2 separate regions of the Homo sapiens genome follow, and region 1 is linked to region 2. A link is a loop called in an ENCODE intact Hi-C map of the cell type or tissue named here. Cell type or tissue: Caco-2. All regions are shown on one strand. Each heading gives the region's core, and the rest is flanking DNA. Links, peaks and the distances in the headings are about the cores only.

The links. Hi-C counts contacts between places; a loop is a spot of excess contacts. Peaks named below come from ENCODE experiments on the same cell type or tissue, not always from the same donor. Only the 100,000 strongest peaks of a DNase experiment are listed, where the experiment ranks them.
Region 1: it touches region 2 in a loop (2.6-fold over the local background); 1 of 110 quality-filtered maps calls a loop at or near these places.

Annotation. Positions count from the first base shown.
Region 1 is chr20:51,054,439-51,060,833 of GRCh38, reverse strand. No RefSeq gene overlaps it. Among named protein-coding and RNA genes, the nearest start is that of KCNG1, 35 kb to the right of the region's middle. RefSeq lists an enhancer at 2,723-3,223. In Caco-2, for the core only: no CTCF peak of the experiment used is centred there; no DNase peak of the experiment used is centred there; H3K27me3 peaks cover 155 bases.
Region 2 is chr20:51,161,214-51,167,608 of GRCh38, reverse strand. No RefSeq gene overlaps it. Among named protein-coding and RNA genes, the nearest start is that of KCNG1, 140 kb to the right of the region's middle. In Caco-2, for the core only: no CTCF peak of the experiment used is centred there; a DNase peak (open chromatin) is centred at 2,728.

The DNA of each region.
Region 1 (6,395 bases), core at 2,222-4,721, 110 kb after region 2:
TGCCATCGCATCCCGAGCCAAAGAGACTGCATCCGTCAAACTCTAACATCCACTTTATCTGCAAGGACAGAACCGAATTATAACAAATCTCCTGAATTGAAAATGCTCAACCTCTAGCACAGAGCCGCATTCTGTTCACACCCCTGGGAAGTCTTCTGATGGGCTTCCAAGACCCCACACTTCCCTGGGGACTGCCTGGTGATATCCTTTTCTCTGTCCCCATGGCAATGTGCTTTTTACAGTGATTTCTCGCACGACTGCTAGGATCTCATCTCTTTGGCCTCTGCGCAGGCAGTGTTTCTGGCTGCTTTCATTTCCGGCAAAGGACAGAAAGGACTATGCAAAGGGCTGAGACATCTTCTCATTTCCGCTGCCTGATGCTGCCAGGGCTGTAGAAATGAAGAAAATTCAACTCTGGGTTAATGATACCACTTGAGGCCTGAGGTAAGTGAGCAATATGCCAAGCCACTGCCCCCATCACAGGCCAGGAACCCATAAAAGTTTGCCTAGAAACAGCAAACACCATGATGTCTCAGTCTTCCAGGAATAAAGAAGTGTAACAGTTCTGTTCATGCCCCATCCAGATCCTGTTCACCAGGCAGATGCCCATCCCTAGGTCCTGTGGGTGTGGAAGCATTGGCTTCTAAAGGCTCTTCACTGCCCTCTTCTCCAATAAATTGCCTTCTTCCAAAAGGGAGGCCCCATTTCCACGCCAGGAAGCAGCCCATGAGCAATGACCTAGGGGTCAAACCACTTCTGTGCAATTTACACTGCAGACCCCACCCACCACCCACTCATTCCATGGGCTAAGTCTGAAGCTCAACACCAGCTGAAACCACAGCCTTATTCTGCTCCTTCCCCTGCTCCATCCTGCTTCTCTCATTCCATTGATCCTGAGAGCACACCCTCAACACCTCCCAAGTGTTGGGGTCCCTGTTGCAGGGGACTTTGAGGAGCTCCTCAAAGAGACAGTTATCCTCCCACCATCAGTACCATTGCTGTTTACTGAGCTCCCACTATGTAGCTGCCACTTTGCCAAAGCTCTTGAGAACCGTCAGATATAACCCCCACAACAATCATATGAGATGGGGATGATTATTAGTCCCATTTTACAGATGATGAAATAAAGGCTAAGACAGGTGAATCCACTTGCCCAACATCATAGAGCCTATAGGTGTGGAATCAACACAGCTGCTTGAGCTGGAATGGGGCTATACACCCTGAGAGAACAGGACAGAACACCCTGGAGCCTCATACAGTGGCCAGATTCCCACTACAGAACTCTCCATCATATCTCACCTGTTAGCCTCTGGTCAGAATTATCGCTTTAAGGACAAACAAAGTGAAAATCTCACATTCAGAAACACACACAGACACACACGCACACCCACATCAAGATGGATCTTTCATTTCAAACCACCCAAGAGAAATACAAACCAGTCTAGTTTCCTTAATCCCCAACCATAGGTTCCTGGACAATATCACACATACTTGAATGACCTTATTACTATCAATTATTGTCCCTCATAGAAAACAAACAAGACAAAAACATTCTGATTTTGGGGAAGGCCCAAGAGCTGGTGTTCTTAGGAGGAAGTCCAGGCTTTGGGGTGAGCAGAGTGAGATTAGTGGGCATGATCTTCAGGGATTACAGGGTTTACTCTATCTCATCCTACCCAGCTACTCTCCCCCACAGTCTCTACTTGCATCAGTATTTTGCTAAGGTTTTTGGAGTGCTTTGTGTATGCCAGGTCCTATGTCAAGTGCTTTATCTGAGACATCTCTTCTAATCCAGGCTGGGCGTGGTGGCTCACAACCTGTAATCCTAGCATTTTGGGAGGCCAAGGCAAGAGGATAGCTTGAGCCCAGCAGTTCCAGACCAGCCTGGGCAACATAGTAAAACCCCATCTCTACAAAAAGTACAAAAATTAGCCAGGTGTGGTGGCTTTTACCTGTGGTCCCAGCTACTTGGGAGGCTGAGGTGGGAGGATCTCTTGAGCCCAGAAGGTCGAGGCTGCAGTGAGCTGTGATTGAGTCACTGTACTGCAGCCTGGGCAACAGAGCAAGACCTTCTCTCAGGAAAAAAAAAAACTCTTTTAATCTTTACAACCACCTGCTTGATGCACACTACCATTTGACAGGTCAGGAAACTGAGGCTGAGAAAAGTCCAGTAACTTACCCAGGTTCACACCGCTAGAAAATGCCAGAACCATTGCTGGCATCTAGGCCTGAGTCCAAAGTCCCATCTCTTGCACTCTAGTGATCACGCCAGGGCCTTGCAGAGCCCCTCAGCAACTGACTTTAGATCTTATCTAACACAATGGCCACAGGAAGCCAAAGAGATGGAGAGGACCTAGAATGCAGGTCCATGCAGAAACATGAAACGAAACCAAAAATCTTAGCCTGAGAAGTGTGTCCTCTGCATCCCCGTTGCAGAAATACAGAGAAGAAATCAACAGAGCTAGGACTCACAAACCAGCCAGCTATTTCCATATGAAGAGAAGAGACTGATGGGACCAAGCCTTTTTTAATTTTTTTTTTCTTTTTCTGGAAGGCCATTGGTGGGTGTTTCCACCCTTGCTGGTGATAAAGTGTTCCTTTAATTATCAGTGTCGGGCTGAGTCCAGAAAGCTATTTTCCTCTGCTATTGTCACAAGGAAATGAAAGGCGTGAGACTCCCAGGCGGCTCTCATTTGGGGGCCGCGGGTGGCCGCAGAGAGGCTGCCTGTGGGGGAGAGGGGGGTATGTGTCGTGACTGAGCCACTGCAGTGACTATCCAAGCTCAGATATTCCCCTCGGGTCTCTGTTACTATCACCAGAAAACAGTCGGCACCCTGACACAGCCCCCTCCTCTCCTTGCCCGCTCCCTGAAGAGGCATTCCTCTTCAAAACATCCTGGTGGAAGAAAAGCAAGGGGGTATATTTTTTTCTGCCTCTCACCTTCAGTTCAAGTCCTCAGAACACTCCAAGGTCTTAGCCTCATGATTCCGATGTCCCTGCCCCGAGGCTGGCCCTCACGGCTGCAGCCTAGATGTTCGGTGCAGGAAGACATGGGCTTTTCTCTTATCCCACATCATGCCTGTAAACCTTCACTGACTTCCCACTGCTGTCTCAAAAGGAGCTACACATATGTGTTAAGCATTTTTTTTTTCTTTGAGACAGGGTCTCGCTCTGTCGCCCAGGCTGGAGTGCAGTGGTGCAATCTTGGCTCACTGCAACCTCCACCTCCTGGGTTCAAGCAATTCTCATGCCTCAGCCTCTGGGGTAGCTGGGATTATAGGCATGTGACACTATACCTGGCTGATTTTTGTAATTTCAGTAGAGATGGGTTTTCATCACGTTGGCCAGGCTGGTCTCAAACTCCTGACGTCAGGTGATTCACTCACCTCAGTCTCCCAGTGTGCCAGGATTACAGGCATGAGCCACCACACCCAGCCTGCATCAAGCCTTTAAGGCCACTGTGATCAAGACCCTAGAGGCACAAAGGGTGGTGCTAAAGAGACTTGAGCTGGGAATCAGCACACCTGGCTTGAAATCTTAAATATGTAACCTCAGACAAGTCTCTCCACCTCTCTGAGCCTCTCTGTTTCTGTATTAGTTCTCGACTACTGCATTTTAAAATCACCTCAAAAGTTAAAGGCTTAAAACAACACACAGTTACTATCTTACCATGTCTGTGGGTCAGGAATCCAGGCATGGCTTCCCTGAGTCCTTGGCCCAGGTTCTGTCACTAGGCTGCAATCAAGCTGTCAGCCTGGGACATGGTCTTATCTGAAGGCTCAACTGGGAAAGGGATCCACGTCAAAGCTCACTCCTGTGGTTTTTGGCAGGATTCGGGACCCAGGATTTGGGTCCCTTCGGGTACCTGTCGGACTAAGGGCCTCGCTTTCTTGCTGATGATTGGCAGGACATGCCCTCAGTTCCTTGCCACATGGGTCTCTCCTGCTTGCTTTGTTGGAGCAGCCACAGCAGAAAAGCCAGAGAGACTGTGCCAGAGGAGCGTCACTTACATGATCAGGTTATAAAGGAAATCAGTCTTTATGACTTTATCATAGAAGTGACATCTCATAACTTCTGCCATCTTCAATTTGTTAGGAGCAAGTCACCAGGCCCAGCCCACACTCAAGCAAGGGGAATTATATAAGGCACACACAAGGAGAGGGGGTCATTCAGGGCCATGTCAGAAGAAGCTGCCAGAAGCTGCCCACCCATTTCCTTCTCCATCAAACACAGACAATACAAAGATTGTTGCAGAATTGCATGAGGTGGCGTACGTACACTGCTTAACACAGTGCCCGTATGTTATAAATATTCAATAAATGGTTCTCTGACTTCTCTAGAGCAGTGTTTTTCTCAACCTTCTTTCATGATCACCCCCACCCTAAAATGCCTTTTAGATGGGTTTTGTCAATTGACCCTCTCTCCCTCATGAAATCTTTTTTTTAATTTTTTATTTTAATTTTTGTGGGTCCATAGTAGGCATATATATTTAGGGGGTACATGAGATGTTTTGATACAGGCATGCAATGCATTAGAAACACATCATGGAGAATGGACTATCCAGCCCCTCAAGTATTTACCCTTTGTGTTACAACCAATCCAATTATAATCTTTGAGTTATTTTTTGTATACAATTACTTTATTACTGACTATTATTGACTGCTGTGTTAGCAAATACAAGGTCTTATTTTTTCTATTTTCTAACTTTCTAACTATGTATGCAGAACTGCGTATGTGTGCACACACAAGCACACCACATGCCACAAACATGCACACACGCACAACCCACATAGCCACACTGTCTTCCCCTGATGCTGCGTGTTTTCTTCCATGTCTGGGCTCCCGCTGGCTGGCTTCTTGCCACCCAGAACCACTTATTATCCTTACTCATCTGATGAACTCCTGGTCATGCATAAAAACTCAGTTGAGGCCGGGCACAGTGCTCACGCCTGTAATCCCAGCACTTTGGGAGGCCGAGGCGGGCGGATCACGAGGTCAGGAGATCGAGACCATCCTGGCTAACACGGTGAAACCCCATCTCTAGTAAAAATACAAAAAATATATATATATTAGCCAGGTGTGGTGGCGGACGCCTGTAGTCCCAGCTGGTCAGGAGGCTAAGGCAGGAGAATAGCATGAACCCGGGAGGCGGAGCTTGCAGTGAGCAGCGATCACGCCACTGCACTCCAGCCTGGGCAACAGAGCTAAACTCTGACTCAAAAAAAAAAAAGAACTACTCAGTTGAAGAATCAGGGTAGCAGGTAGCTAACTCAGTTGAAGAATCAGGGTAGCAGGTAGCTCTAGGATGTCCCTCAATGGTCCTTGCCCTGCTAGCGTTCACAGCTTTGTGCAAGTCCCACCCCTTGAGTATGAGCTGAACCTACCAACTCACTTCTAACAAATAGAATATAGTGAAAGTGATGGAATGTCTGTTCGAAGTAAGGTTACCTAACTACGCTGGGTCCATGTTGCTCACCCCATCTTGCTCTCTCTATCTCACTTGGTTTGTTGGAAGCTGGTGCCCACAAGAAACTGAATCCTGACAATAACCACGAGAAAGTTTGGAAGTGGATCCTCCTCTGCCAGCCAGGCTTTCAGATGAGACCTCAGCCTTCACTGCAGACTTTTGAGGGGCGAGGTAGGGTACTCAAGGAAGCCTGGAATCTTGACCCACAGAAACTGTGAAATGACAAATATGTGTTGTTTTAAGTCGCTAAGTTTTGAGTAATTCATTACACAGCAACAGATAATACAATCAGCTTCTTTAGGAAGACCCTCCTGATAAAACCATTTAGGTACAGACACACAGAGGCAAGCACACATTCATCTAAACACACACGCTCACATACATGCACTCACATGTATACACACACACAAGCATCAAGCACCCTCACTCTGTGATGACTTGACCTTGGAAAGAATCACACTTTCTCATAGCTGCATTTCATCTCCCAGTCTCCCCACTGTGATTCCTTGAGGTTGGGGACCGTGTCATTGTCCACATCGTTGGATACGTGATCCTTACAGGTATCAAAACATTTTCAATACATGAACATTCATCAAGCTCTCCTTCAGAAATGAGGATTGAGGACTCGTTCTGCCTCTTGGTTTGGCTGTGTCTCCTTGCCTCTTTTTCACAAGCAGAGAGATTGCCTTTACAACACCCCTTTTCCATCACTGCTTCTGATGACAGGAAATTATTTACCTTTTGTTCCTGGAAAACAGCCTGCAGGTTTCCTCACAGAGAGTAATGAGACCAAGAAGTCAAGAGCATTTGCTGGGCACCAGCTGCGTGCCTAGAACACCAGGAAGGGAAAGAGCGCAGCTCTTGAAAAGGGTATCGACCTCACTGGGAGTTACAGGCACTGCCAGGCGGTTTATGATGGTGTGACAAA
Region 2 (6,395 bases), core at 1,655-4,154:
TGTGGCGGGTGCCTGTAGTCCCAGCTACTCAGGAGGCTGAGGCAGGAGAATGGCGTGAACCCGGGAGGCGGAGCTTGCAGTGAGCCGAGATCGTGCCACTGCACTCCAGCCTGGGCGACAGAGCGAGAAAAAATAGTCTCCTGAGCCCAAGCCCAAGGCAACACAACTGGGAACAGGGAACCCGTAGGTGGCAACCTGCTTGCTCTAGGAAAAGGCTCGAGGAGGTCAGGAGACCTGAGTTCTAGTTTGGAATCTCCCAGACTCACTGAGCTGTTCTTCAGCCTCTCTTTCTCAAAAAGGAGAGATTGATTGAGAGAAAAAAACAGTGGTCTCAACCTTTTCTACCCTGCTGTACTGTTGTGAAGTTCAAACATGCATCAGCTCACTGGAAATGTTTGAAGATCTTTAGAAATACAAAGAATTTTTATGAAGAAGGGCCCCTCCCATACATACGCTATACTGTTTTCAGTGTGTAAAAATCCAAAGGACAGCTGGGTTAAAAACACTTCGGACTGGTGAAGATGTGAAGAAATTGCAACCCTTATGCACTGCTGATGGGAATGTAGAATGGTGCACCCACTGTGGAAAACAGTACAGTGGTTTCGCAAAAAAACTAAGCATAGAGTTACCATATGACCCAGCAATTCTGATGCTAGGTATCCACCCAACAGAACTGAAAGCAGGGTCTCAAACAGATACATAGACACTAGTGTTGATAGCAGCATTATTCACAATAGTCAAAAGGCAGAAGCAACCCAAATGCCCATCAGGAGATGAATGTATAAACAAAATGTGCTACATCAACACAGTGGAATATTATGCAGCCTTAAAAAGGAAGGAAATTGTAACACATGCTACAACATGGATGAACCTTAAGGACATTATGCTAAGTAAAATAAGGCCGTCACAAAAGGACACATATTGCGTAATTCCATTTATATGGAGTACTGAAAGTAGTCAAATTCATAGACAGAAAGCTGAATGGTGGTTTCCAGGGGCTGAGAGGAGGGAGTTCATGGGTACAGAGTTTCAGTTTGGGAAAATGAAAAGGCTCTAGAGACGGATAGTGGTAATGGTTGCACAACAATACAATTATACTTAATGCATTGTACACTTAAAATGGTTAATTTTGTGTTGTGCACAAGGGTGTAAATGTACTTAATGAATTACACACTTAAAGTGGTCAATTTTGTGTATATTTCACCATAATTTTTTTAACTTTTAAAAAATCACCTGGAAGCCCCTGGGACACAATGGATTTTTTAAACTGAAATTTCCCTGGGGTGTAGACTCCAATGTTCCAGGTATGGAGGCCAGTCCAATGTCACTCACAAGCCTTGGAGCAGTAGGGACAGCAATTGTGCCTGGGGTCTAGAAAGAAGAGAGGCATAGCCAGGCACATGTGGTCAATTCGTCCATCCAGAGCCTCCCTCTCACTCAATGTTTCTCCAAGGCACAATTTCATTTTGGTAGTTTCTAAGGTACCCTTTCCCTCCTACACCAGACTGGCCATGTGTAATATTAAAAGTAGTGGCAGAAACAGCAATTACTTTTGCACTGACCAAATAATATTTATTAATAAAGCCATTTATTGGGTGAACTCATTTAGTCCTTGCAACCCCAAGAGGTGGGTACTGCCATTGCCTTCATGATACAGATGAGGAAACTGAGACACAGAAGTGTTCAGTCATCTGCCCAAGGCCACTTACACATGCAGTGGGGGACAGAGATGAGACACAAAAGCAGAGGGGCTGGCTCTATAGCCACCCTCTCAATCTTAACTCTTGCCACCATTCTAAGACAAGCTGCATATCTCACTCAGGAGTGAAGGGTCTTCCAAAGGCAGGTGAGTTTCCGCTGTTGATTTGTTTGAGTTTTTTTGAAGTCAGTCCTCATCAGAGAAGCCACGGGCTATGAGGATGCCAAAATCAATAGCAGCTTTCTCGTATTGAAGCTTTCCATGTCCCAAACACCGTCTCCTCTAACCCTCACACCAATGGTGCCAGATGGGAAGTATTGGCCCTATTTCATAGATGGAGACGGAGAGGTTCATGGTCATTAACTAATTTGCCTGAGTCTATGCCTAATCTGGGATTAAAACCAGGTCTGGCTGATTTCAGAGCCTCTACACCTAAACCCAATGATGGCCCACAGGGCCAATTTTGCACTTAGCTCTTGGCAATATCCAGAGACATTTTTGGTTGTCCTATGAGGGGCGCCACTGGCATCTGGTGGGTGGAGGTCACGGATGCCGCTAAACATCCCACAGTGCACAGGACATTGCCACGACAGAGAACCATCCGGCTCAGAATGTCAGCCGTGCTGAGGCTGAGACACCCTGCCGAAGCCCCAGGCTGTGATCAAAGGCAGTGCAGGAAATCTCAGTTTTAAGTTTTTAAAATTTCCCTCAAGGCCTTAAAATACACACCACAGCACGTCAGCCGTGACTATCTCTGGGTGGTGAGAGTGCTGGTGAGTTTTATTTTCTTCTTTTGGCAAAATTGCATTTTCTAAATTATCTTCAATGAATATGCATTAGTCTCGTAATCAAATAAGTTTCAGCTTTTCCAAGAAGTCCATGGGCTCTGGGAGTTGGAGAACCCTTCTGGGTTGGCATTTCATGATCTGATGTGAAGTTTCAGGAAGGTGAACCTCAGCATAGGGGCCAGGGGCAAGGTCTGGCTCAGCTGGTTACTGGATACCCACCCTTGGACTTTGCCCCTGGGAGCCTGGTTCCTTGTTGGTAACATGGAGATGATATCTCTTGGGTTGTGTCACCGTAGTTTTTCTGGGTGCCTGACCAGGTGTCAGGCACTATGGAGCTAAGCATTTTATCCACATCTGCTCATTTCAACTCCCCACAAGCCCATGAGATTGGCCACTGAACCCAAGAGGGAGAAGCAGCTTGCCCAAGGTCATGCACATGGTAGGTGGCAAAACTGAGACTCAAACCAAAAGACATTTGACTCCCAAAAGCCTGCCATAAAAAACAGACCTAAACGATGGTAGTGTTTGCTATTCCTGCCCATGGAGGGGGCGCTTTGCAAAGACTGCCCTCGTAAGACAGTTGAAGAATCTCGCGTGCAGCTGGCATCCTTCAGCTCCCAGGGCACAAAGAGCTGTGTCTTATCTGTTCAGCATCTGAACTGACTCAAGGAAGCTGCCTGGCTTAAGTCCTCCCAGGCAGGGGAGAAAGACCCTGGTCAGCTGGAAAAGAGGAAAGAAGTAAACCTGGGGGCCCGAGGAGGCCGGCAGAGCTCCTCTGTCTTCTCTCTGACTCATCTTGCAAAGAAAACGTCCCTGGTGTTAGCCCTGTCCTCATCCGGCTGTAGGCTGAGCTCAGGTGAACACTCTGAAGTAACTGGCACTCCACCAAATGCTGCCCGTCAGCTCTCGGATGCGACCCCATGGAGGTAGGCTGACCAGCGTTAGCAGGTGTTTTATATAAGCATGTCTTGTGCAATATTTGGGACAGCCTCATACTAAAAAATTATTTGTTGTTTATTTGAAGTCCAAATCTAACTGGGTATCCTGTATCTTATATGGCAACCCTTCCGATGGGCCCTGGAGGTCTGAGAGTGAGGGAGGAAAAGGGCTGAGGGCTGCAGTTTTGGCCTTTATCAGGACAACTCTATTAGGACTAGGCCAGGATGACACCCTTCACATCTGTGCTGGGATCTGGGATCTGGGATCCTCTCTGATTCAGCCTTCACATCTTTTTTTTTTTATTTTTATTTTTTAAGAAGCTGTCTTGTTCTATTGCCCAGGCTAGAGTGCAGTGGTGTGATCATAGCTCACTGCAGCCTTGACCTCCTGGCTCAAGTGATCCTCCTATTTCAGCCTCACAAGTAGCTGAGAGTACAGGCATGCACCACCACACCCGGCTAATTATTATTATTATTATTATTATTATTATTATTATTATTATTTGTAGAGATGGTGGGGGGTGGGGTCTCACTATGTTTCCCAGGCTGGTCTTGAACTTCTGGTCTCAAGCAATCCTCCCACCTTGGCCTCCCAAAGTGCGGGAATTAAAGGCATGATCGTGCCTGGCCCTCCACATCTTTCTCAAAGGCATATTTTTTCCTTTTGTTCCCTGCACAATATCCCCCCCTTGGCTCCCCATTACCCTGAGCTAAGCCCTTAGCTGAGTCCTGTGCACTAGTGTCCCCCCAGGGCCTGGTTGTAGAAGGTGCTCGGTAAACCTCTGTTGAAAGAACACATAAGAAGATGGTCCCAGCCATCTGCAGCCTTGGTGCTTATTGTGCTGCCTCACGTATCCCGCGGGGGCCATGCAGAGCTTCTTTCTTTCTCCACCATCACCTGGCTCCAGCCCACCCCACCCCACCCCTGTGCCTTCCCCCAACTCATCCTTATCTCAGCCTTCCCTTGTCTTCCACCTGGGGGGTTGGCAGTGAAAAGAATGCCTAACCCCTCTGGCAATGCGGAGTGGTATTGCTCTAAGCATGCTGGTGTTCAGTTCCTCCTCCCGACATTGGGTGAGGTGGGTAATTCCTGGTGCCAGTCCCGTTTTTACAGCTAATAAGGGTGAGGCGAGAATTCTGAGCCAAGCCAGTCTGGCTCCTCGGCCCACATTTGTGCTGGCTCCCTCTTAATCTCCTGCGTGTAGAACTTTCTACCCGGGCTTTGATTGCTCATTTACCTCTCCTGCTCCTCTGCTCCCCGTGTGCTCCACGGGGGGAGGAACCACTCCATCCTCCACACCTGTCGTTAGCATCTGACAATAACAAGAATCATATCAACCAACATTTATTGAGCACTTATTATATTCCAAGGACTTTCTAAATGTTTGATGTGTTTAACACAATTCCCACAACAACCCCGCGAGTCATAAGTACTGCTGGGATCCCCATTTTACAGATGAAGAAACTGAGGCACAGAAAGGCTGGGTTAGCAGCTCCAGCCACACAGCCAGTGGCACAGCTGGGAGTCCAACTCTAGCAACCCAGCGCCAGAGCTACCCTCACAGCCTGCACACCAAGCATTCAAGCACACCAAGCTCGCGGTGTGCTTGAGTAAAGAAACGAGATTTTGTAGTTACTTCACAGGACCTCGAGAACAAACTTGTGAAATAAAGAGAGGGTCATTGTGGAGGTGAAGGAACTGAGGGCCCCCCACCAGCTAGCTGTGGAATCAGAACGCACTCCCATCTCTAAATGCCAGCACAAGCTGCATTCTTTAAAGGATTCTTTAAGCCCCAATACTAATATGGTTTGATCATTAGAAATAATAAACCATCATACCAAGAACTGATGCTCACTGAGAGCATGCAGTCTACCTGCCGGGTGCTGAGGGCTTCACATGCCCTCTTCGATGAGACTTCGAAGCAGATACTGTTATCATCCCCATCTGATCAGCAAGGTTCAAAATGGGGAAGTGACTCTCCCAGGGTCCTGTGGCTTCCTGGTGACAGGGCTGGACTTGGAGTCTCAGCCTGCGTTACTCTAAAGGACAGGCAGGGATGCAGCTTCCTTCTCTGTCCTCAGGAAACAGCCACGTGTCATCAGGAAGCTATGTTTTTTTTTTTACAGACGGATCTCTAATGAAACTTATTTACCTCTCTTCATTCCATATTTTCCAAGATACGGATTTAAAGCAACTGAAATAAACATTTATTCACTGCTTTTTTTTTTTTTTTAATCAACTGATGGTCATTGGGTTCCTACTCTGTGTGAGACACTGCCCTGGATGCTGGGCATACACGGTTAACAGCACCAAGGCATACCTTGTGGGCTAGTGCGGGAGAGCCAAGGAAACAGATAGATAAAATACCGGGTGATGAGGCGTCAATGGTGTACATGGAGGGGGTGAGGGGAGCCCACCGAACACACCCGATCCCCTGAACGGAAGGGAAAACACAGAACCCAAGATGAGCCATGAAGTGTTGGAGTTGGCGTTCACCAGAGAAATGGAGCCAACAGGATGCAGACAGATTTATAAGAGGAGATTCATTATGAGAATTTGCTCACGTGATTCTGAAGGCCAATAAGTCCCGTGATGTGCCCTCTGCAAGCTGGAGATCCAGAAAAGCCAGTGATGTAATTCAGTTCAAGTTCATAGCCTGGGGTGCAATTCCCAGTCTGAGTCTGGAGGCCTGAGAACCAGGAGCACCAGTGTCTGAGAGTGGGAGAAGATGGAGGTCCCACCTCCAATGGAGGAAACAGATTCATGCTTCTTCCACCTTTTTGTTCTACTGGGGCTGTCAGAGGACTGGATGATGCATGCCTACATTGGGCAGGGTGGTCTTCTTTACACAGTCTATGGATTCCAATGCTCAGCTCTTCCAGAAACTCCCTCACAGATACACCTAGAAGTCATGTTTAACCAGCAATCTGGGCTTCCCTTAGCCCAGTCAAGTTGACACATAAATAACC